Linked DNA regions of Mus musculus: all the other regions are linked to region 3. The links are chromatin loops, found by intact Hi-C in ENCODE. Cell type or tissue: heart. All regions are shown on one strand.

The links. Peaks named below come from ENCODE experiments on the same cell type or tissue, not always from the same donor. Only the 100,000 strongest peaks of a DNase experiment are listed, where the experiment ranks them.
Region 1: a loop joins it to region 3, with 2.6 times the contacts of the local background. A loop is called at or near these places in 7 of 42 quality-filtered maps.
Region 2: it touches region 3 in a loop (3.0-fold over the local background); 5 of 42 quality-filtered maps call a loop at or near these places.
Region 4: it touches region 3 in a loop (6-fold over the local background); 10 of 42 quality-filtered maps call a loop at or near these places.

The regions. Positions count from the first base shown.
Region 1 is chr11:116,084,636-116,089,635 of GRCm38, forward strand. Wbp2 (WW domain binding protein 2) reads right to left here and starts at 2,360. Exons shown (of 8, transcript NM_016852.3): 1 at 2,232-2,360. The coding sequence starts at 2,290. In heart, CTCF peaks have their summits at 2,330, 2,998 and 4,556 (motif pointing right); DNase peaks (open chromatin) are centred at 2,466, 2,996 and 4,326; H3K4me3 peaks cover 2,320 bases; H3K27ac peaks cover 3,508 bases.
Region 2 is chr11:116,166,098-116,171,097 of GRCm38, forward strand. It overlaps Fbf1 (Fas (TNFRSF6) binding factor 1), which reads right to left and starts at 2,081. Exons shown (of 31, transcript NM_172571.3): 1 at 1,455-2,081; 2 at 1,036-1,131. In heart, a CTCF peak has its summit at 2,068; a DNase peak (open chromatin) is centred at 2,114; H3K4me3 peaks cover 2,208 bases; H3K27ac peaks cover 2,054 bases.
Region 3 is chr11:116,218,102-116,223,101 of GRCm38, forward strand. It overlaps Evpl (envoplakin), which reads right to left. Exons shown (of 22, transcript NM_025276.3): 22 at 2,458-5,000. The coding sequence ends at 2,654. It also overlaps the pseudogene Cdk3. Among named protein-coding and RNA genes, the nearest start is that of Gm33250, 4.7 kb to the right of the region's middle. In heart, CTCF peaks have their summits at 1,987 (motif pointing left) and 3,852; DNase peaks (open chromatin) are centred at 350, 820, 1,950, 3,970 and 2 weaker places; H3K4me3 peaks cover 2,728 bases; H3K27ac peaks cover 3,058 bases; H3K27me3 peaks cover 2,494 bases.
Region 4 is chr11:116,136,611-116,141,610 of GRCm38, forward strand. It overlaps Mrpl38 (mitochondrial ribosomal protein L38), which reads right to left and starts at 2,258. Exons shown (of 9, transcript NM_024177.3): 1 at 2,101-2,258; 2 at 1,832-2,011. The coding sequence starts at 2,167. In heart, a CTCF peak has its summit at 2,440 (motif pointing right); a DNase peak (open chromatin) is centred at 2,321; H3K4me3 peaks cover 1,622 bases; H3K27ac peaks cover 2,141 bases.

The sequences.
Region 1 (5,000 bases), 130 kb before region 3:
TGTATATATGTATGTATGTAAAAGATATGATTCTATATTTGCTTTGGACCCCCTGATGCTGGAGTTACATGTGGTTGTGAGCTGTTCCATATGGATGCTGGGAACTAAACCTGGGTTCTCTGGGAGAACAGGAAGTATTTCTAACTGCTAAACCAGCTCTCCAGCCCCTAGTCCAAGCTTCTCTAGCTGCAGCAGCAGAAAACTTCTGCACATAAAGCCCTTAAGATAGGGGCGCGAGTGCGTGTGTGTCTTTGTGTGTGTATGTACTCAATTCTCTGGGAAGAGTTCACAACTTTTCTTTTTCTTTTTTCTTTTGGAGACAGGGTTTCTCTGTGTAGCTCTGGCTGTCCTGGAACTCACTCTGTAGACCAAGCTGGCCTTGAACGCACAGAGATCTGCCTGCCTCTGCCTCTTGAATGCTGGGACCAAAGGCATGCACCACCACCTCCCGGCAAGTTCACAGCTCTTATCTCTATCAGTGGTTTGTGAATTAAAGATTAATGTTTACAAGTTTAAATTCCAAAGTTTGAGCATCATACTTAAACTTCAATTATTGCTGACACATTTGTTTCAGAAGTGTGGCTCAAGTTATTCCTTAGAACCCTACTGGTAGCAATGAGCTATGAACCAGGTGCTGAGGCCCAGGAGGGTAGATACCACCTAGGTAAGACTCAGTTTAAGAGACAAAAAATTCCCAGTATGGTAGCACATGCCTTTAACCCCAGCACTCAGGAGGCAGAGGTAGGTGAATCTCTGTAAGTTCAAGGCCAGCCTGGACTACCTAGTGAGTCCTGGACAGCCAGGGCTCTATTACACAAAAAACACTGTCTTGGAAAAACAAACAAAAAGGAATCACTCCCAAATAATGAAACTAAAGAGCCCTGGTGAATTCCTTGCACTTAAAAGCCTGAGGTAGGAGGACTGCCTCAAATTCAAGGCCAACCTGGGCTACAGGAATGAAACCATACCTCAAAAACCAGAGAGACTGGTAGAAGTGGGGACAGTCATTAGATGGCATCAGAGTACTTGGCTCAGCCAAAGAACTGGACAAAGTATACCAGAAAACAATGTAAGGTTTCTCAGATTACAAGATAAAAAGGTTTGAGTTCGTATGGTTCCATTCAGCTGTCTCCTCCTGTCCCAAATATCCTTTCTTGGTGCAATAAAAGAGGGGCAGCTCAGGTTAAAGAAGTGGTCACCAGGCACATGTGCTGGCCAGCCCCTTCCCAAGACCTACGCACACGAGGTCAGCAGAACCTGGCCTTGTCACTGCCACCTTCTCCTCTGAGTCAGCTTCCCAGGTGACAAGTCCCAAGATGGGTGCCTGTCTACACTGGGTGTGGGCTCTGACCTCCATCATGTCTCTCTTGGCTCTCAAGTTAATCCAAGCCCGGATAGTGCAAGTCAGGAGAGTCAGAATTCCAAGGAACAAGAAACAAGAGGAACAGAGAAGCCCAGCAGTTCAAGGAGGGGAGAGAAAAAAAGAATCTTAAAGTTGGGAGACCTTTGTTCGGGGAACTGACACAAGCCATTAAGAATTCAAGAGAACCAGGCAAGAGACAAGCCTTTATAAGGGTCACCGGGTTAAGTAGTTGACAGACATTTAGTTCCACCACCTCTAGGGCCTCAGCCTTTCTTTTGGAACTTGAGAAGTTCTGGAATATACGAGAAAACTGTACAGGAGTAGTTAAGCCTATTGACTTTGGGGCCAAGTTACCTTCCTTCAATTCCCCTTCTGTTACTCACAGCACAATGGTCTAAGTTATTTTAACCTCATTAGGCGTCACTTGCCCTACCTGTAAAATGTGTCTAATAGTTTCTGCGGCACAGGATTATGTATTACCTAAGGTAGAGCTGACGCAGCATAGTAAAGACGTAGTGAACGCCTAATAAATAGCAACTATGTTTTAAGACTTCGTTTGGGAAGGGGTTCAAGAAATCACCCGTGGGCCTCACTCGGCTTCCCAAACAAACCCTGACACCATTCTCTGGCCCCACCCCCACCCATCACCCCAGCTGATCAGCACTCCGGCCCTCCCCAACGACCCACCCACTCCCTCCAGCCCCGCCTCCGGCCGTTACCACCCCTTTCTCCCTCTTTCCTCCCCCCCCACGCCCCCCCCCCCACAGCGCTCCATCAATTTCCTTCTCCACCATATCCCACCGCCCACCACACACAGTGGCCGACACCCGCCCTTCAAGTCTCCAGGATCCTTCCGCCGTGTTTTCACCTCTCAGTGTTGTTGACGATCACTCCGCCGCCCTCTGAGTGATTCTTGTTGAGCGCCATAGTCTCTCCCACTGGGGTCCCGAGACTCGCAACGCTCTGCGCTTGCGCTGGTCTTTGGCCCGCCTCTAGTGGCGTCGTTCGTATTACAGTCAGCCAATCATAGTTCCTGCGCGCAGGCTGACCAACCACCTGATCTGGACTGTCACGTGGGGAGAGTTTACTCCCGCTCTCCCTCCCCCAAGTTGCACCTGCATCACAAACAAGCAGCCAACTACAATTCCCAGCAGGCAGTGGTCCGGCAACCGCGGCCTCGCCCTGCGTTTAGTGACGAGTGCATTCTGGAATTTGTAGTCTTTTTTTATATTATAGGCCAGGCTAGAGATTATATTTACAAGACTACTTAAACATTTGTACGCCTCTCTCATCCTAGCTTCCTCATGTTAAGCAAACTCAATCGAAGAAATGTAACTTAAATTTGATGATCTGGTGTATGGTACATTTAAACATTACGTAACCAGCCGTCTTCATTTCCGCAACTGTCATGAGTAGTTCGCGCTTACATTTGGGTATTCATTGCAAACTTACAGAGCAGTGCGAGATGCAGTCCCTTCTACAGTGGACTGGCAAAGCCCGAAAAAAATAAAATACGCCACTTTAATCGACCCAGATCCAGATCCCGGACCCAGAGTCGGACTGTGAACTTCTGGGGACTGAGCGGTCCGCTCCCCACCCTCTTCCCCGCCCAGCACCTGCCGCCTGCCGCCTCGCGATGGCGCTGCTTCCTGCTCTGATCTAGCGGATCCCGCTGCAGAAGTTAAACAGCAGGGTTTAAACAGGACCTAGAATAATTGAGTGGACTGACAAAGCACATGACCAACCGCCAGGTAGGACTTTGAAAATACCACTGACTCGTTTCTGCTAGTGGGTGTCTCCCCACTGCGCTGTAGTGAATCTAAACTCCACCTCTGAGTTGTATCTTTCGCAGGGCTGTCGAGGGTTGGGAGAACTCTTCAGTTTCTGGGTGGCATCTTAGCGTACCTACCCTTAACCTTAAGACACCAGTGTTTGGTTTGAAGCAGACAGCATGGTGCCCTACATCCTGGAACATTGCCACAGATTTGAGGCCAGTTTGGGCTGCATAATGATTTCCAGACCAGCCTCAGCTGCAGAGTAAAACAGTTCTGGGAAATGGCAGGTACATTATTAACTCACAGTGCAAGAGACCCTTCTGTTCGCTTTGGGGTTGTTTGTCTGTTTGTTTGTTTGTTTGTTTGTTTGTTTGTTTTTCTAGGTGCACACTAATAAAAGTCAAATGGCTACAGATTTTTGTTTGTTTGGTTTTTGAGAAAGAGTCCTGAGATTACAGGTGTGTACCACCGAGCCTGGGTTTACAAAGTTATGATGATCAGTTGAGTCCAGTATTCATGCACATCACGAAAAGCACTGTTCTAAGCTGGACTATGTCCCTAGCCAGCCCAGCAGTTTTTAAAGAGCATAGTCCAAGATGGGTATTAGTAATGACGCAATCAGGGATCAGAGGTGAGAGGACGGCTGGGGGTTTGAGCCCTGGCTCCTTGTTTGTGTATTCAATTCCAAACCGTCCAGCGACTCTGTCCCACAAAGATAAAACAGCAACAAATCCAGTAAAAGAAAATCCATAGCCACATCTGGTGGCACACGCCTTTAGTCCCAGCACCCGAATCAGGTGTTCACAATGGACAATGGTCTGTAACTCCACTCCAGGCAGTCTGGTATCTTGTTCTGGCTTCTTTGGGTACCTACATTCACACACACACACACACACACACACACACACACACACACACACACACATACACACGCAAATAAGAAGAAGAAGAGAAAAAGAGGGAAATCCTTTCCCGGAACCTGAGGATCTTTCCTGACACTCAGAGTGTTGCTAACAGGACGGGTGCAGAGTTCATCTCAGGACCCGAGTCTCTGAGAGGGAACACGTTTCTAGGCTCTGATAACACCTCTCGGTGGTTGAGACTCACTGAAGTCACTGGTTTTTTTCCTCTTAACCTGATTGTTATGTTGGGCAGACAACTTACGAACAGCCTTGTTTGGGCCAGTTTCCAACCACTTGACTCCATAAAGCCAAAAGCCTGCTTCCTTGAGCGAATTGTTGGATTGGCCTGGCCAGACTGGTGTTTCCTGATCAACACTTCTGTTCTCTGTAGATAGGAATATTTACGGGTAGGTTAGCACAGGTATCTTTGCTTTATCTCAGCTTCCTCTTTTTTTAAGGATTTATTTATTTATTTATTTTATATGAGTACAGTGTAGCTGTCTTCATGCACACCAGAAGAGGGCATCAGATCCCATTACAGATGGTTATGAGCCACCATGTGGTTGTTAGGAATTGAATTTAGGAAGAGCAGTCAGTGCTCTTAACCGCTGAGACATCTCTCCAGCCCTCAACTTTTTTATTTTTTTATTTTTGTTTTTGTTTTTTTGTTTTTTTGTTTTTGTTTTTTTCGAGACAGGGTTTCTGTGTGTAGCCCCGGCTGTCCTGGAACTCACTCTGTAGACCAGGCTGGCCTCGAACTCAGAGATCTGCCTGCCTCTGCCTCCCAAGTGCTGGGATTAAAGGCGTGCGCCACCACGCCTGGCTTCCTCAACTTATTTCTTAAGAATGTTTTTAATTAGTTATTTTTCTTTTCTTTTCTTTTCTTTTCTTTTTTTTTTTTAACTTCCTTGTTTGTTTTGTTGGTTTGATTTTTTTGAGAGAAGGTTTCTCTGTGCTCTA
Region 2 (5,000 bases), 52 kb before region 3:
ATCTGCACCCACATGCACACACACATTCATAGAATTAAAAACAAAATCTGGACACAGCATAATGCTGAAATACCAGGACTTGGGAAGAGGTTAAAAAAAAATCCCGAATCTCAAGGCTATCCTCAGCTACATAGCAAATTCAGGGCCAACCTGGGCTACGCAAGTCTCAAAAATAAATAAATACACATAAATAAAAGGTAGAATTCAGCATTTCCCAGTGCTTGGCTCCAAGGCTCTTAAGAATCCTTCACTTAAGAGATCAAAACCCAGCAGGGTAGCAGTGGTTCATGCCTTTAATCATAGCACGCAGGAGGTAGAGGCAGGCAGATCTCAGAGCGTGAAGCCAGCCTGGTTTACAGCGCAAGTTCCAGGACAGCCAGGAATTGGTCAAACCTATTTCTATAATCCCAGAATTCCTGAATTGAATGCCATTCAGTGAGTAAAGGTGCTATTGCCAGCAGGCCTGCCTATCTGAGTTGGATAGCCCAGGACACGCATTATGGAGGTAGAGAATTGACTCCTGCAAGTCTTCCTTTTACCTCCATGTGCGTGTGTGCTCCACTACGCCAGATGAGTAAGTAAAGTTCAAAAAGAATTCCTGAGGTGGGTATGATCATACACACTTAGCGGCAACCCTAGAACTTGGCAGGAAAATCACAAGTTCTAGGCCAACCTGAGGTATGTAATAGAAAAAGCAGTCTGGAGGTGGTAGCACTTAGGAGGCAGAGGCAAGTGGATTTCTGGGTTTGAGGCCAGCCTGGTCTACAGAGTGACTGCTAGGACAGCCAGAGCTACACCGAAAAACCCTGACAAACAAATCAAAAGAGACAGAGATGAGTATTTGAGCTGGACTGGATCCCCAGTACCCATAGGGGCTTACAAACTGTCACTCCCATCGGGGACAGATGAATGGATCGATGTGTTTTTTGATTGCCCAGACATGCATGTGGTGCACAGACAGACACACAGACAAAACACCCATACGCATAAAATTAAAATTTTAAAAAGAAGAAAAAGTTAGGCAGTGCTTCATACCTGCAATCCCAGCACTTGGGAGGCTGAAGCAGGATTGCTGAGTTAGGGGCCAGCTTGAATGATATATATAGTGAATTCTTGGGCTAGGGTAAGCTCCTGCCGCAAGAAACAGATTGGGGGAGGGGTGGGAGGGAGAGAGAATACATGAGGATTCCTTATTCACTTATCGGCCTTTCCTTGGCTTGGAGAGTATTTTAAAAGTAGACCATATCCTTTACCCTGGAAGTGGTGACAAGTGGAGCCATTTGGAAAGAGAAACCACATCCGGACTCAAATCCCTTGCCAGGAAACTCTCTATAGGCTGCATCTAGCACAAAGCCTGACAGTGAGTTCACATATGATAAACATTTCATACAGGGAACAGAATTTCTCAGCATTTCCTACCTCCTCTTTGTCTCTTACACTTCACCCAAACCCACCTTCACGTGCCTAGGAAGAAAGGCAGCTGGGGCGCTCATCTGTCTTCTCGGTGTGCCTAGTCTCTTATTAAAATGCAAAGTGTATCTGGGGTTGTGGACACAGGGGAATGCTTGTGTTTCTCCTGTGCAATGGCAACTTTAGCGATCTACAAGTCCAAACGCGTTTTCGCTCATATCACATCAAAGAATTTCTGCTATCTCCTATGCATTCCGTCGCAGCTTCCCAGACAGGGCCGGGGGTACATTTTCTAGGGGCAGCTTGTAATGGCCAAAGTGTTCCAGAATATTGTCACGTCTTCACATATTCAACCAACTCCATGAAGGCATTTTAAAATCCGCGAGCCCGCCCCTCAGCCACAGCGGGTCCCGGAGTGTAGCGCCAGGCCAGGCATTGTGCCTCTCAATGTTCCATCCCCCGCGCGCCCATCCCGTCTGAATCCAGACACAGCCGAGCTTCTCCCTAGTCCCTAGGGGCCCTGTTAAGAGCTGTCCTTTCAGAAACAAGGCCACGGAAACCAAGCCCAACCAGATCCCAGGGTTCCGACTCCACTCAGTGCGCTCCGTTCGGCCAGGCCTACCACCTCTCCGCCGGCGACAGTCCCACCTCGCAGCCTCTGGCCTCAAATAGACGGTGGCGTGGAGGATTCTAGGAACTGTAGTCCGTCGCCCGTTCACTAGCGGGCCGAACCACAGGACTTGACCGGAAGGACTACATCTCCCAGCGTGCCCCGCAGCGGGGGCAAGGCGTCTGTTGGATGCTCCGCGAGTTGCTAGGAGCTGTCTCAACGTCACTCCCGTGAAGCGCGGGGAAAGCATCTCCCGACTAGGTGCAAGGGAGTTCCTCAAGTTCGGAGGGCTAATTGGTGACCATGATCTTCTTCTTGATCAATCATAAGGTCAAAGCTGCTCTGTCAGAAGACCCAAAACTATCAACAAAGGCACACAGTGGACATGCCACGCCCAGAATCATAGCGTTTGAAACCTAGGCTAGACCTAGATTGTCAATTTCCTAGGTCAAAACTGGCTGTTGAGACCAGCTACATAATAGTGTCTCGGAATTAACACAACACACTTTCTTAGGTGCAATCCAAAGAAGGAGTAAATAAATCTCTAGCCAGAGGCAAGGTGGTGCTCTGCCAACACAGATGCTCCAACTCTCTACAAATTTAATTTTAAAAAATTGTTTTATATGTGCTGATGTTTAGATCGAGTCCACCCTCCATTGTACTATTGTACCTGCTCCAAATCTTCCCATAGCTGTTTCCTCCCCAACTTCATGTGTTCTTATAGAAAAGAACTTAGTGCCTTGAACCCAAGACTACCAGCCCAGGGATGGCACCACTCACCATGGGCTAGGCCCTCCCCCATTGATCACTAATTGAGAAAATGCTTTACAGCTGGATCTCATGAAGGCAATTACTCATCTGATGCTTTTTCCTCTCTGATGACTCTAGGGTGTGTCAGGTTATACACAAAATCAGCTAATACACCTGTCTTACAAGGAAAGAGAGGAGAAGGAAGAAGGAAGAGGAGGAAGAAGAGAAGGAAGAGGAGGAGGAAGAGAAGAAGGAAGAAGAGGAGGAGAAGGAAGAGGAGGAGGAGGACAAGGAGGGGGAGGAGGAGGGAGAGGAGGGGGAGGAAGAAGAGGAGGAGGAAGAGGAGGGGGAGAAAGGAGGAGGAGGAGGGGAAGGAAGAGGAGGAGGAGGAGAGGGGAGGAAGAGGAGGAAGAGGAGGAAGGGGGAGGAAGAGGAGGAGGAGGAGGTGGAAGAGGAGGGGAGGGAGAATCTTGTATACAGTTTGTAGGAGGGAAATGGAACAGACTCAGGAGAAAGCAACCATACCACGGATGATGTCGGCCGGAAGCTAATCAAGCAGTGCTGCCTAAAAGGGACACAGGTTCTCTCAGGGACACCACATAAAAGGGACACAGGTTCTCTCAGGGACATAACATAAGAGGGACACAGGTTCTCTCAGGGATATCACATAAAAGGGACACAGGTTCTCTCAGGGACATCACATAAGAGGGACACAGGTTCTCTCAGGGACACCACATAAAAGGGACACAGGTTCTCTCAGGGACATCACATAAAAGGGACACAGGTTCTCTCAGGGACATCACATAAGAGGGACACAGGTTCTCTCAGGGACACCACAGACCAAGCACAGGAGTGTCTTGGGAATGATAACTCACACTCTTTTTTTTTTTTTTTTTTTTTTAAAGATTTATTTATTATTATATGTAAGTACACTGTAGCTGTCTTCAGACACTCCAGAAGAGGGAGTCAGATCTTGTTACGGATGGTTGTGAGCCACCATGTGGTTGCTGGGATTTGAACTCTGGACCTTTGGAAGAGCAGTCGGGTGCTCTTACCCACTGAGCCATCTCACCAGCCCCAACTCACACTCTTTAGGAAGAAAAAGTCAAATTCCCACAAACTGAATCCTCAATCCTTCAAGGCCCTGGCCCCAGCCTCAGACTAGACCTCAAGTCTGCCCCTGGGCAAGGACACAGAACTAGCAATCCTTTTTTCCTTTCATGGGGCCTCTGGGAAGCCTTCCTTACAGGTTAGATGATTAGTTAAGATAGAGCTCGAATGAGACCTCCAAACTGTAACAGGGCCCCAGACTTAATAGGCCCCAAAACTGACTCCATGATGGAAGTACCATTCAGGCTATAACATTCAGTGAGCAGACAGCACCACCTGTCAACACTAAAACCAAGACCTAATCCATCAAAGTCCATAGTTCTGAGAAAGTCTCAATGTACTAACCTTGCCTTTTGGATTCTGTAGTAGTTCCCCTTCTGACTTCTTTTTTTTTTTTAAGATTTATTTATTTATTTATTTATTTATTTAATGTAAGTACACTGTAGCTGTCTGACAGTACAGAAGAGGGCATCAGATCTCATTACGGGTGATTGTGAGCCACCATGTGGTTGCTGGGATTTGAACTTTGGACCTTCGGAAGAACAGTCGGGTGCTCTTACTCACTGAGCCATCTCACCAGCCCCTGACTGTTCTTAACTGAAGTATGTCAACCCAGAACATTGTTTTTGTGTTTAAAAGCTCATTCTGAGAAAGGCTGAGGGCTACACTGGGATCCCAAACACCCAGTGTAGTTGCCAGCCAGCTAATAAGGACTTCCTATTGGCTTAAAGCCAGGTTGGAGCAGAGTCTTCTCTGGTGGATGCCCCATGACACTGACCCCAAATGTTCCTATTTCCTGATCTCCTGGGCCTTCCTCTCTCGGGAACCTGTCACCGAGGAAGCTCCTGATCCTGTACCTAATTCACTTCCTATGAAGATCCCTCTAGGTGATGACTTTGTAAAGTTCTAGGCTGCAAGTAAAAGCTGTGCAGGGGAGGAAAGCCAGGAATTAAGATTAAAATATGAAACTGGGTAGTGACGGTACATGTCTTTAATCCCAGTCCTTGGGAGGCAGCGGACAGCCAGGGCTACTCAGAGAAACTGTCTCAAAAATAAAACAACAAAACAAAACAACAACAACAAAAAACCAACAACAAAACAAAACGGCCCACGATGACTT
Region 3 (5,000 bases):
CAAAGCTCTGTTTCCGGGTGACTCAGAGATTGACCAGCTCTTTCGGATCTTTCGCACCCTGGGGACCCCCAGTGAAGCCACATGGCCCGGAGTCTCCCAGATGCCTGACTATCAGAGTAGCTTCCCCAAATGGAGCAGGAAGGGGCTGGAGGAAATCGTGCCTAGTCTGGGACCAGAAGGCAAGGACCTGCTCCTGGTAGGTACCAATAAACAAGGACAGCATCCTAGCAGCAGCAGAAGGTCCCCTGTTTCAAGCCACCCTCTTATGTAACTAGTCAAGTGAGACTGGACTCCTCTGACCTTTGTAAACACTTGGCTTGTCTCTATATATCCGGTCAGGAGCCGCTCTCCTGATAAATCCAATGTCCACTCTCCCTTTTGAAACTCCTCAAAAGTAGTTAGCTTTGGCTTTGTGCCTTGGCTGTTGTTTTGTGTCTGACTCTCTTGTGGGTTTCCTGCCCCATCTGGGTGGAGCAGTTCTCTGAGCAGAGGCCACACCTCCTCCTGCCTCAGTGTCCCCCATAGCACCTCTCTCACAGGTCAGTCTCCACATAGGACTGGCTGTGCAGGGCAGCTCTTCCCTACCTGTGGACCACTGGCTCCCTACTGATGATGCTTCAGCTGCCTCCTGGGCCTCAGAGCCAGCCCTGTTTGCTCACAAGCATGATGTCCCCATTTCTGGGTTTGCCCATGCTGGGCCAGGGAAGAAAGGGCAGGGCCGCCATCGAGGCCAAAGTGACCTCACCAGAAGGCTATGTGTGCTGCCTAGCAACCTAGCGCCAGCAGGATGGCAGGCACTTCCTGCTAAAGCCACTTTTCCTTCAAATGCTGTTTCCTGGCACCCTGCCTGGGTTATGTGTGTGACTACAGAGAGTGAGCTGCATAGGCCTGCTCTTAGGCTGTTAGCTCCTCCTCCACTTGTTCTGTCTATCCTGCCCCAGCACAAGTGCGCACTCTTTGGACATCTGTTCTCAAGCAGGAGCAGGTGGAACCATGAATCATAGGCCTGGACTCAAAAACTAACTGTTTAACCTCAGTTCTGGGAGCGTCCAGACCTGGCTTAAACGCTGGGGAACTCAGGCTAAGATGGTTCAGTTGGCAACGTGCTTGCCATATAAACATGAGAGCTTGGCTTCAGATCTGCAGAACCACACAAAGCCTGGGGGTAGGGTGGCTCAGTGGGTAAGGCTCTTGAGGCCCAGTCATGGTACCTAAAGCTGAACACAGAAGCAGGAGTCTGTAACTCCACTGCTCCAAGGGCAGGATGGGGGCCTGAGACAGGGGGATCCCTGGAGCTCACAGGTCAGCTAGCCTGGCCTATGCAGTGCTGGCAAACAAAGAGGCCCTATTTGGGGGCTGGAGAGATGGCTGCTCTTGCAGAGTTCAGTTCCCAGCACCCATACCAGGAGTCTCATAGTCAACTCTAATTCCAGTTTGGGGGGAGGGGGGGACCTGCTTTTCAGGCATGGCTCTCCCTCCCCCTGGGACCTGTTGAAGGGACTCCCTCTCTACCCTGATTTCACCCAACAGTCTCTTGTCCTTCCTCCCCCAGCGACTCCTGCAGTATGACCCCAGCCAGCGGATCTCAGCCAAGACTGCCCTGGCCCATCCCTACTTCTCTCCTGGACACTCCCTAGCACCCCAACAATGTACAGCAGGGCGTTCCTCCCGCTGAGAACACGTATGTGGGGCCCACCACCTCACACCCTCGCCAGCTGCCTCCCTCCCTTTCTGCCTTTCTGGGGAAGAACAGACCCTGAGGGGCTTGGGTTCATGTCGTCTACAGGTTGGCAAGTTCCTGTATTGTTTGTTGGATTTAATGGAGCACTTTCGAAAGGCATGCAGGTGCTCCCTGCCCAATTGGGGGCAGGGCACAGAACTCCTCTGAATGACCAGACAGTAGGTGTCAGGTTAGATAAGAGACCCTAGCCCTTCGCCTTCACTGCACAGCTGCAGAGCATGGCCCCTGAGAGAGGGTGCCCTCTGCTGGTCTTTTGGTTTAGGCTGTTGGGAGAGTTGAATTCCAGTTCAGAGGACCTAGTTAAACAGGAGGAGGGGCAGGGCAGTTCTCTGATCCTAAGAGTGGTTACAACACCTGAGGGTGTTCTAAGTAGTCGCGTCATCAAAAATAGGCAGTTGATGTCCTTCTGTGTGACACATGGAAAATAAATGTAACTTCTTCCTGAGCTTTTGGTGTCAATCTTCGTATGGGGGACATGGTCTGACAACAAAGGGAAGCTCTCCACAGAGAGCTAGAGGCAGTTCTGGCAGGAACTGAGGGGCTATGGGGCTTCCAGGGTCTCCTTTCATGACCTTCTGTTTCTCAGGCAGGTGAGCTGGGCACATCTACCCCACACAACACATACTTTGGGGTGGGGGAATCCCCAAGCAGTACTGCTTCTGGGCTCACACCCCAGACACACTGACCCCGCAACCCCAAATGAGAGGAGACTCGGCACAGAGATAATCCATTTATTAGAAGCACGGGGTGGGGAGGAACAACGGAACTTCCCATATTTGGGGACAGAGCCCAACACCACAAACGATTGCGCAGTGAGGTGGACACTCAGGAGGAGGACCCGCTGCCTCGGATTACGCAGCTCCAGGGCAAGGTGACGTGTGCATTCTCCCTCCCCCTCTGCAGAGCCCCTCATCAACGCACACAGGATCTTGGCAGGGTGGGGGAGGCCGCGCGGTAGCAGCGATAGCCTTCTAGCATGGCGGGGAGCAGTAGTAGGCCACTTAGAGGATCTTTGCGGCAGCGCCCCATGGCCTCCTTGTAGCTCAGCCTCTCCTTGGTGATGGGGTCTGTCAGATCCTTCTCGTAGCCGGATTCATCTTGCAGGAGCTGGCCCAGGTCTTCGCTGATCATCCCGCAGAGCACAGCCTGAGGGACGGGGATGCGTCCCGTCCTCTTGGGGTCGATGAGGCCCCCAGTCAGGTGCTGTACCAGCAGGTGGGGAAGCACGCTTTCCTGGGGCATCCAGCCCTTCTGGATGGCCTCACCCACCGACAGCCTCTTCCTGGTGACAGGGTCCTCGATGCCGGTGAAGGCCTTCTGAGCATTGAGCAGCCGTTGAGTGGAGGTGTTCTCAATGAGTCCCCGCTCCACCGCCTTGTGTACGGAGTACCGTTCTCGGCTAAGAAGGTCAACAATGCCTCCCGTGGCTGCCTGGGCCTCCAACAGCTTCTGCCCAGTGATAGGATCCAGCATGTTCTTGGCCACAGCTGCCTTGATGCTACACTTGTTGTCTGTGGTTGTATCGTAGATCCCCGCGATGGGGAAGCTATCCTCAGTGAGCCCAAAAGAGAGGCCTGGGGAGAAGAAGCCGGTACTCTGGGGGCCTGGGGAGCAGACTGGAGACTTGGAGATGATGGACCCAATGGAGAGTGAAGAACTCGGCTTGGTCTCCCCTGCCACAAGCAGGGCAAACTCGGAGATGGGGAGGCGGCCATCTTTGTACCTGTGGTACTCTTCTTTGGAAATGCGGCGGCAGCGGAGGGCGGCCTCGATGGAGTATTGCTTCCCGCTCTTGCGGTCCAGGAGCACAGACTCCTCCCCGCAGGGGCTGGAGGTTGTGACTTCTTCCCAGTCACACTCCAGCTCCTGCAGCTGGAGATACTGGCCTCTGTCGATGACACCCCTCTTGTAGGCCTCGTAAGGAGACATGTCATTGCCGGTCTCCGGTTCCAAGATGCAGATCTTGGTGGAGAGGTTGGTCTCCCGGGTCTGGGTCTCCTGGTTGAGCTCCTCCCGGCTCACCTTGGTGTGCAGGTCCCTGAGGGTCCTCTCTTTCTCGTAGATCTTGTCCTTTTCCTGGAGAATGGCAGCCTCGAGCTGCGTGACCGCCTGGCTCCGCTGGGCGGCCTTCTGGCGCTCGCTCTCCGTCTTCTGGCTAAGCAGCCTCCCCTCCTCCTGTAGCTGCCGGGCTTTCTGCTGTTTCTGCTGCTCCAGCTCCCGCAGCTGTCTCTGCAGCCGCCCGCAGTCCTGGCTTGCCTGGTCCCGGGCCCTCTGGAGCTCAGCTTCCTCGCGGGACCAGGACCTCCTCAGAGCCTCGGCTCGGTCGATCCGCTCCTGCAAGCTCCGGACATCCTCCTCCCGGCCCTTGCGGGCTGCGCGCTCCCGGTTAAGGATCTCCCACACTCGGGCCCTCTCGCCCTCCAGCACCGGGTCCTTCTCGACCCTGATCACTTCCTTGTATATGGTCTTCTCCTGTGATTTAGTTTTCTGGAGGAGGTCGACCTGAACCTGCAGACCCTGGCACTCCCGGTGCAGCTCGGTCACGCGGTTCTTCTCCTGATCCAGCTCGCGCCGCAGAGCTTCTGTAGACCTCTCCAGGTCAGGATCTTTCTCTAACTTGACCACTTCCTCCATGATGATCTTTTCCTGCAGGGCAGGGGGCCGCTTCTCCAGCTCCTGGATCTTCAGGGTCAGTTGCCGCAGCTCCCTCTCGGCGGCCAGCTTCTTGCTGCGATCCTCCTCGAAGCTGAGCCTGGCCTCCTCCTCCTCAACTCTGGCGCCCAGCTGCCGCACCTCCAGCTCCAGCTGCCGCCGGCGCCCCACCTCCTCATCCAAGCTGCGGCTCAGCCGGCTGTGCTCCTCGCGCAGCTTCGGGTCCTTCTGGGTGACCACCACCTCCTGCACCACTATCTGCTCCTCGGGCCGCCTCCTCTCCAGCAGCAGTAACTTGTTCTGCAGCTCGTACACAGCATCCTCCGTGGCTCGCCTCCTCTGGACAGCCTCCCGCACCTCCTGCCGGAGCCTCTCGGCCTCCTTCTCCAGCACCGGATCCTTCTCGTGCCGCACGACTTCTTTGCTCACCATCTTGGTCTCCACCTTGGACCTTTCCCGCTTCCACTCATCGCGTTCGCCCTGGAGCCGGATGAGCTGCTCCTGAGAGCGCCCGTTGGTGTTGACCAGTTCGTTGAGCTGAGCCTTGAGACGGTCGATCTCCCGCAGCACCTCTGGGTTCTTCTCGTGCCTCACCACCTCCTGAGTC
Region 4 (5,000 bases), 81 kb before region 3:
AGGGTGGGGTGAGTACAGCAGACACTTTTCCTCACTGGACCAACACCCCGGCCCCAAATCAAACATCATTGTTGAGCAGCCTGACTTTATCTAGTTCTGTCCCCCTGATACTCCAGGAAAGGATGAAACACTTGACCCACTAAGCTGACCTATGCAGTCTGCTTCCCGGAACTGAACAGGGCTCAGCCATACAGCAAATGAGATATAAAGTAAAACTCTGGCATCTGGACCCCAGACTGGGTCCCAGCGTGGGAAACTGAGGCAGATGGGTTTCCTAACTGGTTATCAGAATCACCTTTCAAATGACTCAAAGGTAGCTGGGCTATGGAGGTTTGGTCTGTTGCTGTGTATTGCAATGCTAAATACTGGCTCTGGTTGCCCCCAGGGAGAAGGGATTCTCAGGTAGACCCTAGACACAAGTGATGCTATGTAACCTTGCCCCCAAAGTTATCCCTGATTGGTGAATAACGATGCCTACAGCTGAGCAGAAGGGAGCTAGGTGGGATTTTGGTTCCCAGGCTGGGTGTCTGAGGTGGGGACTAAGAGGGAGGGAGAGAGAGAAAGTGGACACAGAAGATGCCATGGGGTTAGGGACCATGAAAACTGGCCATGAGGGCAGTCCAGCTGGAGGAAGTGTCATATCTCGGGGTTACTGGCAGAGAAGTAGACATAACAGTATTGAGTAGATATGTGCCCAGCTCTAGTGCTTTAAGGCTTTGTGACTTGTATCTAGGAGTTGAATGATCAAAGGTGAGTAGAAACCCCTGACTGAGATTAAATAATTATAACACTGGGCAGTGATGGCACACACTTTTAATCCCAGCACCCAGGATGCAGAGGTGGGCAGATCTCTGAGTTCAAGGGCAGCGTGGTCTGTATGAGTTCCAGGACAGGCAGGGCTACACAGAGAAACCCTGTCTTAAAACAACAACAAAGAAAGAAAGAAAGAAAAACAAGGAAAGAAAAACATGATTCAAAGGTGGTTATGAACACAACACACACCTAAGTCTTTTTTTTTGTTTTGTTTTTTTTTTTGTTTTTTCGAGACAGGGTTTCTCTGTTTAGCCCTGGCTGTCCTGAAATTCACTTTGTAGACCAGGCTGCACACTTAAGTCTTGGGTAGAGTTAGTAATAGTTTTAGGCAGATTTAAGGAGATGGGGCACCAGCTGGTGGCAAATGCTTTTAATTCCAAAACTTGGGAGGCAGAGAGAGGCAGGTGGATTTGTGGGTTGAGGCCAGCCTGGTCTATATAGTGAGGCCCTAATCTCTAGCCAGGCCTTGGTGGTTCCCAGCTGCACTCTCAGTTAACTGGGAGGCGGAACAAGGCAGTCCTCCATCATCCTCGTTACACAGTGAGTTCAAGGCCACCCTGGGCTAATAAGACCCTATCTCAAACAACAAAAACCAAAAAGCCAAATAATGCATCTTTTTGTTTTGTTTTCTTTTCCTTTTTTGTTAATTTTTTCTGTTTTTTGCTTTGTCTTCATTTTCTTTCGTTTTCAAACAATGCATCTTTACTACCCCATACTACCACCTCCATCCCCAAGACAGGGTTTTTCCGTGTGCTCTGACTGTCTTGAAACTCACGGTGTAGATTAGGCTAGCCCCTAAGTCAAGAGCTCCGTTTTCCTCTGCCTCCTAAACGCTGCGATTAAGTGCGTGGGCCTCCACCATCCGGCTGAGTCTCAGTTTTACAGACAGATTAAGCTATGCGTATATCACTTGGACGTTTGCTTAAATTCAGAACTACACGTCTGAGGGGCACGCAGGTCCTTCTCGTTCCGGGGGCCCACGGGGACCAAACTGGGGGAGAATACGTCGCTCCCGCACCTGTCTCCTTCACGAAATGCTCCCGGTAGGTCCGCCACCAGTGCGGGGCGCGCGCCTCCTGCTCCGCCCGGCGGCGGTACCGCTCGAAGCTCCGGTACTTCTCCAGCCGCTCCAGGTTGCTCACGTCGATGTCCTCGTTGGGCATGGGCCCGAGCGGGGGTGTCCGGCGGCTGAGGAAGGCTGCGGGCACAGACAGGGACGTCACGCAGGCTTAGGACCGCGACCGGAGCTACAGAGGCCCAAGAGCTCCACGACCTCACACCACTCACCCGAGGTGCTGAAGCCCCGGCATCTCCCAATTCCGAAAAACGCCGCACGCCACCAGGGCGCCGCCATCTTTCCCCCAGGTCGCCAAAGACGCCCGTAGGACCCAGACAGAGGTGGCCGGAGAGAAGCCTGCGCGTCCGGCGGGAGGCTCCGCCTCCATAGCCCCGCCCCGTGGGAGACCCCGCCCCCCGCCCCGCCCCGCCCCGCCCCGCGGTCTCAAGCTCCTGACGTAATGCTGAAAGTCCTGGGACCTTCCCATTGGCGCAAAGTCTAAGAGAGGTCTGATAGTGCGGGCCCGGAAGATGCCTGTTGGATCGCGCGGGGCTGAGAGCTGCCACTAGGAGGCAGCACAAAGGTACAGCTTCAAGAACAACTATGGGTTTTGACCCCAGGGATCTCACTCACCTTCCTCTGGCCCTGACACAGGGATTGATAGAGGAGGATTCTGGAGTCAGACTTGGGAATAAAACAGGTAATAATAGTGCTCGCTTCGCAGGATTTGCACCTTGGTGCATCTGTTCTCTCTTGATCATCTCCAATTCACAGTTCTAGTGCTCTCTACCGCTTTTTGACCCAGCCTCAGCCCTTCTGCCCTGGAACTCAAGTTTCCAGTATAGCAAAGCTCTACTCCTTCAGCTTCTCCCCAGATCACAAGGTGTCTGCTGTTGTTGTCTTCTCCTTCTGTGACCTGCCGGCCCCGAAGTGCTCTCTCAAGGAAGTCCTGACATCCCCAATCCAGGCCAATGACTGCTAGTTTTTTTGCTAACAGAAGTCTGACCCTTGAACTCACAGTGAAATGCAGTGAGGTCTCGATATCCAGCAGAAATGGCCACAGCTTAAATTCCACAGCACCCAGGCAGCTAAGCCTCTCACCATCACTTCTAATTCCTCCAATAGTGAGCAGCTGCTGTCTGACAAGTGTTGGAGTTCACAGGTCAGGACACCACAGCCTTGCCTTGAGGAGTTGATGGGTACTGAAGGGTTCTTGCTGAGTGTGAGGGGAACTGAACACTTGCAGGGTGTTCATATGGTCTCACTTGCTGTTTTATCCTTTTGTTTCTGAACCCTCTTATATGAGTCTCTCCAGCTCCTCTCTCTGCCCTTGTACTGCTGAAGAGTCATGGTGTCTCCACGAGTGGGTGGAGACTGCTCAGCTAGGTAGCCTGTTCTTCGTTCTGATTCTCCCTGTCTGGGAAGCTCTGAAGAGAGGATCTTGTTTGTATTTCAACTGTTTGAGAGACCTAACAAGGATTCACACATATCCAGCCTGGAAGCAATGGCTCTAACAATATTAATTTTAAATGAGCTAGGTTTTTGCTATATACCCCTGCCTACTTGGCAGTTATTTTGTAGCCTTGAACTCACGACAGTCATTTTTATTTTCTTGTATATTACATCCCAAACCCCAGTTTCCCCTCCCTCCTCTCCTGATTTCCCTGCCTTGGTCCACTCCTCTTCCTCTTACCATGGCCTCCCAAATGCTGAGATTACAGGCGTGTGGTGATACCACACTGCCTCACGTCAGAGATTTGAATTCTTCTTCACATCTTCCTGACACATGTCAAGGTCCCTGGGAGCACTTCCAGTGCCCCTCATGCCACCAGGTGCAGTTCTGCCCTCTGCTCCTTCCCCAGCAGGCAGTCTTCTGACACACTCACTCTTGCCCCCTCTCATCTAGATTGTTACTCACAGCCTCAAATTGGTGTTTGAGACAGGGTTCTCTGTGTAGCTTGGCTGTCCTGGAACTCACTCTGTAGAGCAGGCTGGCCTTGAATCCTGAGGTTTGCCTGCCCCTGTTGCCTGAGTGCTGGGATTAAAGGCATACATGACCACTGCCCAGCATCACTTTTATTTATATTTTTATGAGACAGTATCTTTCAGTGTGTCGCAGACTCTCCTAATTCTCAAGCCTACAGCCTCCGGAGTGCTGGGATCACACCTGTCACTAGCACAGCCAGCCTCCTGAGTGCGGGATCACACCCGTCACTAGCACAGCCAGCCTCCCGAGTGCTGGATCACACCTGTCACTAGCACAGCCAGCCTCCCGAGTGCTGGATCACACCTGTCACTAGCACAGCCAGCCTCCCGAGTGCTGGGATCACACCTGTCACTAGCACAGCCAGCCTCCTGAGTGCGGGATCACACCCGTCACTAGCACAGCTAGCCTCCCGAGTGCTGGATCACTGCTGTCACTAGCACAGCCAGCCTCCCGAGTGCTGGATCACACCTGTCACTAGCACAGCCAGCCTCCCGAGTGCTGGGATCACACCTGTCACTAGCACAGCCAGCCTCCGGAGTGCGGGATCACACCCGTCACTAGCACAGCCAGCCTCCCGAGTGCTGGATCACACCTGTCACTAGCACAGCCTGCCTCCCGAGTGCTGGATCACACCTGTCACTAGCACAGCCAGCCTCCCGAGTGCTGGGATAACACCTGTCACTAGCACAGCCAGCCTCCTGAGTGCGGGATCACACCCGTCACTAGCACAGCTAGCCTTCCGAGTGCTGGATCACTGCTGTCACTAGCACAGCCAGCCTCCCGAGTGCTGGATCACACCTGTCACTAGCACAGCCAGCCTCCCGAGTGCTGGGATCACTGCTGTCACTAGCACAGCCAGCTAAGCTCACACTCTTCCTAAGCTCGCTTCACTACTCAGGAAGACCAAGGTTTTGGGGAGTCTCTTTGCATTGCCTGTCATCCCATGTGCTGGAAGTCACCCCCTTTCCCTTTGGGAGATGGCAGAAATGCAAGGTGGCCCCATAATGCCAGCTGATCCTTTCGACCCACGATTCTCCATTCAGGGTTAACTTGGGACTGCTTATGTGTTAGGAGGACTGAGTCCCAGCGGGTACCATGCCTGCCTTGTATATCACATTCTCCCCTGTGGGGCATCAAGGAGAT